2 separate regions of the Homo sapiens genome follow, and region 2 is linked to region 1. Evidence: read pairs that join two places in POLR2A ChIA-PET (ENCODE). Cell type or tissue: PC-3. All regions are shown on one strand. Each heading gives the region's core, and the rest is flanking DNA. Links, peaks and the distances in the headings are about the cores only.

Region 1 (2,826 bases), core at 84-2,583:
TGGGTGCCTTCCCCATGGTATTGAGTGAGTTCTCACTCTAGAGCTGTTGTTGAAAAAAGCCTGGCATCTCTTTTGCTCCCTCTCTTGCTATGTGATGTACCTGGTCTCCCTTCACCTTCTGTGATAATTGTAAGCTTCCTGAAGCCTCACCAAATGCAGAAGTTGGTACCATGCTTCTTGTACAGTCTGCAGAACCATAAGCCAAAATAAAAGTCTTTTCTTTACAAATTATCCAGTCTCAGGTATTCCTTTATAAGCAACGTAAAACAAACAAATACAGTGGTGGTATTTATACTAGAGAACTGATAAACACTATAAATTAGGATGTGCCCCCCCTACCCCGCCCCACAAAGACATAGTCATTAAACATTTAACATATACAATGGATACAAGGAAGCTGGAAAAGGAAATGGCAAATGCACACTCAAAAACCTGGGAAAACTCAACTGAGGAGCCCTGGTACCTCCCGTCTAAGAAATGTAAGGCCACTAACAGGAGAAAAGATTACTCATAAAGTCTTTTAAAGAAAGGTAAAGTTACTAATCACCTGCTATGTGCCAATTACTATACCGTAACTTTTATTTTTTTAGCTCTTCTAACAACCTTATCATTCCAATTCTTGGCACATGAACACACTAAGCCACTGAAGTGTTAAGTAAATAGGGAATCAGCAGATGGTAGAGATAGGAGTTGATCCTCGGACTGCCTGTCTCCATCACCTATCATCTTTCTGCTATGCCACACAGGTAGCACTACCAACCTTTGCTGAAGAAGGAAATCACAAGTATTCAAAAAAGGAAATAAATCCTAAAAAGCCACTCCACTTTCCCTCTCACCACTCCCTTCCCTGCTCCAGGGTATCATACTAAACGGATGGCTGTGTCTTCATAGGGATCAGCTGCATTCCCCAGCAGTAAAAAGTGCTGATGAGTGGAGTCGGGGTGCTTTTCAGATATATTAAATCACTTTTTAATATGCTCTCCTTCTTGCTCACCAATACTCCCATGAGGGAGAACGTTCTTTCCATGAGAACAAAGTGCTACCAAGAAATCAAGGAACATGACAATGGTGAAAAAACCTGAAACCCAAACTGAAAGGGGCAAAATGTTCTTTTAAGCAATTTTACTGAGATTTTAGTGAGATGAAACTGGACCAACCTGCAGCCACAGTGACCAAACAATAGGGCAGAAACCCAACAATCTTGGGTGCTCTTGGCCAGGGAAAACCCCTAAAGAAAAATACCATTTCGCTGGGTAACTTGATTCTAGGCTCAGAGCCAGTCTATGACCTCAAGCATCTGAATTCTCTGTCTCCACCCTCCTCCCAGATGGCCTTGCTATGAGGGCAGGCCAGTCAGGCAAAGGGAACAACTGGGAATCAGGAGAGCCATTTCAGCTTCCATCCTTGAATCTCTGCGCCTCAGACAGGGAAGATGCACTGGAGACGGAGAGGTGAGGGGCATTCACTTTTCGCGGTCTATATTTGACTTTTGAAGTGATTTCAATGAACAAGTATCACTTTTAAAATACAAACTAACACAGGTAAAACAAACTATTGATTCCCCATCGGGGGAGTTTCTGAGTGACAGCTGGGAGACCACTTAAAGGGATCCTAGAAGAGATGGTTTAGATCTACACTGTCCAATACTAGCCACTAGCCCCCTATGGCTGTTGAAATATAAATGTAAATTAATTAGAATTAAAGAAAATTAAAATTCAGTTCCTCAGTTACACTAGCCACATTCCAAACGCTCAGCACTACATATGGCTAGTCGCGACCACATTAGAAACTCAGGAACTAAACATCTCCTTCATCACAGGCAGTTTTACTGAACAGTGGTATACTAGAAGGCCTCTAAGTCACCCGCCAATCCAAAACCCTCTGAAACAGGTGAGTCACACTATGGAGGGCAGGGCTCACCTGCAACTTCCATAGTTCTGGCTCACCTCACAGAGGCCTATTGAAACAATACACAGATGTATATGGAGCACCTGCAAAACAGATGCCTTTAAACCGAAGACATTAATGTGATTATCACTGTATTTGGTTTCACTACTCACGTCCCCTATCACTTCAGAGCCAGGCTCTGCTCAAGAACAGAATGTACTCTGCTTATAGCTATTCACACCCTAAGAGTCCAGATGGTTAAGAACCTACAGACACCCAGGTCCATCCTACATCTCGGCCAAGCTCCCAAGAAATCTAGTCCATGCCACGGCCACTTGGGTCCCACCACTGTGCCTATGACACCTCACCTTTGTGAGACACATCCTTCAGCAACCTGGCTTCGGACTGCACCACATTCCTGTTGCTGAGGAAGATCAGTCGACGGAAGTATCGCTTGTCATCCCCTTGCACATCCTCAATGACATAGTCACCGCTCAAGGGGCTGCAGTCTTGGTGCTGAACGGTCCGGACCCCAATGTCCCCACCCACAGACAGAAAGGGGACCTGAAGGTACAACCAGAGATGTGGTCAAAACAGCAGCTCATTTAAGAAATAAGAGAAATTATAACCCCTTCCCTTTTGTGTGTATATATCCCCATACCACGGTTCTAGACAACAACTACTCCACAGATTTGCCATTCTATTAAAGTACTTTTCTGGAGCCTTTGAACTGATCTCAAAGGTTTAATTCATCTTTTGAAAATCAACTGGACACATAAAGATCTCCCAAACAACTAGTGAGATGCAGCTGATTCTCCCCAAGTTCTTTTAGGGGTTTTTCTCATCAGTAACCCCTAAAAGAACTCTCAATAGTCCAGGATAACAAAAGCTAGAGGGAACCCTCAGGAAGGGGCTGTGATTATGAGAAGGAATCTACAC
Region 2 (2,826 bases), core at 3-2,502, 66 kb before region 1:
CATCTGAGACGTAGGAATGGGCAGACTTCATAACAAAGACACCAAAAGCAATAACAACAAAAGCAAAAATTGACAAGAGGGATTCTAATTAAACTTAAGAGCTTCTGCAAAAGAAACTATCAATAGAGTAAACAGACCACCTACAGAATGGGAGAAAATTTTTGCAAACTATGCATCTGACAAAGGTCTAATATCCAGCATCTGTAAGTAACTTAAACAAATTTACAAGAAAAAAGTGGGCAAAGGACATGAACAGACATTTTTCAAAAGAAGACATACAGATGGCCAACAGGGATATGAGAAGAAAAAAATAAAAAAGCTCAACATCACTGATCATCAGAAAAATGCAAATCAAAACCACAATGAAGATACCATCTCACACCAGTCAGCATGGCTATTATATAAAAGTCAAAAAACAACAGATGCTGACAAAGATATGGAGAAATGGTAACACTTATACACTGTTGGTGAGAGTGTAAATTAGTTCAACCATTGCGGAAAGGAGTATGGTGATTCCTCAAAGAACTAAAAGCAGAAGTACCATTCAATCCAACAATCCCATTACTGGGTATATACCCAGAGAAACATAACTCATTCTACCATAAGGACACATGCATGTGAATGTTCACTGCAGCACTATTCACAATAGCAAGGACATGGAATCAACCTAAATGCCCATCAGTGACAGATTGGATAAAGAAAATATGGTACATATATACCATGGAATACTATGCAGCCTTGAAGGAATGAGATCATGTTCTTTGCAGGAACACGGACGGAGCTGGAGACCATTAAGTTTAGCAAACTAACACAGGAACAGACAACCAAATGTTGCCTGTTCTCACTCATTAGTGGGAGCTAAATGATGAGAATTCATAAACACAAAGGAAACAATAGACACTGGGGCCTCCTTGAGGGTGAAGGGTGGGAGAAGGGAGAGTATCAGAAAAAATAACTATTAGGTACTCGATTTAGTACCTGGGTGAAGAAATAATCTGTACAACAAGCCCCCATGACACAAGTTTACCTATAAAACAAACCTGCACATGTGCCCCTGAACCTAAAATAATAATTTTTAAAAAAGGAAAAATTGGGCCAGGCACAGTGGCTCACACCTGTAATCCCAGCACTTTGGGAGGTGGAGGCTGGCGAATCACCTGAGGTCAGGAGTTTGAGACCAGCCTGGTGAAACCCCGTCTCCACAAAAAAAAAAAAATTAGCCTGGCATGCTGGTGGGGGCCTGTAATCCCAGCTCTTCAGGAGGCTGAGGCAGGAGAATCACTTGAATCTGGGAGGCAGAGGTCTTTCAATTTTTCTTTGGGAGAGTCCAAGAAAGATTTCATGTAAACCAGTAGGATTTTAAATGGGCATTAAATAGTAAGAATTTGATAGATTGAGCTGAGATCCCGCCACTGCACTCCAGCCTGGGCGACAAGAGCGAGACTTTGTCTCAGAAAAAAAGGAAAAATTGCTCTTTTCCTTTGATCATCCAGAACACTGCACCTCTAAAGGCACCCAAATTCTGTCTAAACTTCCATCCCCAGTAATAATAATCATAAACAGGTAACTATGTTACCATGTGACAGACACTCTCCTAAGTGTTTTACATGTATTAATTTAATTTTTACAACCACCACATGAGGAGGGTACTACTATTGTCCCATTGTACCAATGAGGAAGCTGAGGCACAGGCAGGTTAAGTGATTGCCTTCGATCACAGAACTATTAAGTGGCAGAACTACGATGTGAACCCAGGGAGTCAGGCTCCACAGAATACATGTTCTTTACCTCAACACTCTGTAAGTTCTGACTACACTCTATGCTAGTCTACACTAGTTTCTGTTAAGGGCAAATATTTTTTTTTCCATCCCAAAACAGTGTCTTTCACAAAGTAGCAACTCAAGTATAGGTTGATTGTTTGAACCCATTTTGGTCATAAAATATGCTCTACTCAAGCTATTCATGTTCTTAAGTCATCAGAAATTGCCATTGCATACACAGAAAAGATGAAAAAAATGAGGTGAATACCTCTGGGAGGAGTGGAAAACAAAGCTGAATGGTCAGAAAGTTTTGAAAACCAAGTAGAGATTTTTAAAGGGGAGGGAGGGGACTGCAGGTTACTGAGGACAGAGATATTAAACTTGTGTTTTGGAAGATTAACCTGAGAGCAGCAATATTTACATGGAATAGATGAATAAGAAATGGAGAGAGTGAGAGGGCAGGATGCTGTCAGAGTTATCCCACATGCGAAAGGAGGACAGCTGAGACTCTGATGGTCAGAATGAGAATAAAGAGGAAAAGGCTGACCAAAAAGATGTTTTGAATAAAGAAATTACAAGATGTGTTAGATATAGGAAGATTTTAAAAATAAAAAAAGGAAACTAAACTATGTTTATTTTTTAAGTTTCTAGACTAGTATACCACTGAAAGAAATTGGGTCAATTAGAAAAGCAGATTTTAAAATTAAGCTTTTTTAAAAAATAAATAAATACAGACCAGGCACAGTGGTTCATGCCTGTAATGCCACCACTTTGGGAGGCCAAGGCAGGAGAAATACTTGAGCCCAGGAGTTCAAGACCAGCCTGGACAACATAGGGAGACCCTGTGTCTACAAAAAATAATTTAAAAATTAGCTGAGCATGGTGGTGCGGACTTGTGGTCTCAGCTACTCGGAAGGCTGAGGTGGGAGGATCTCATCAGCCAGGGATATCAAGGCTGCAGTGAGCAGTTTTCATGCCATTGCCCTCCAGCCTGGGTGACAGAGCTAGAGCCTGTCTCAAAAAAAAAAAGAATAAATACAGTTTACCTCTAAAACACCCTTAACCA

The links. ChIA-PET counts read pairs that join two places held together with the same protein. Peaks named below come from ENCODE experiments on the same cell type or tissue, not always from the same donor. Only the 100,000 strongest peaks of a DNase experiment are listed, where the experiment ranks them.
Region 2: POLR2A ChIA-PET joins it to region 1 with 6 read pairs; 9 of 35 experiments call an interaction of 5 or more read pairs at or near these places.

The regions. Positions count from the first base shown.
Region 1 is chr1:171,787,360-171,790,185 of GRCh38, reverse strand. It overlaps METTL13 (methyltransferase 13, eEF1A N-terminus and K55), which reads right to left. Exons shown (of 8, transcript NM_015935.5): 4 at 2,256-2,451. Among named protein-coding and RNA genes, the nearest start is that of METTL13, 7.1 kb to the right of the region's middle. In PC-3, for the core only: no CTCF peak of the experiment used is centred there; DNase peaks (open chromatin) are centred at 1,275 and 1,895.
Region 2 is chr1:171,853,134-171,855,959 of GRCh38, reverse strand. All of the region lies in intron 1 of DNM3 (dynamin 3), which reads right to left. Among named protein-coding and RNA genes, the nearest start is that of DNM3-IT1, 9.6 kb to the left of the region's middle. In PC-3, for the core only: no CTCF peak of the experiment used is centred there; no DNase peak of the experiment used is centred there; H3K27me3 peaks cover 2,288 bases.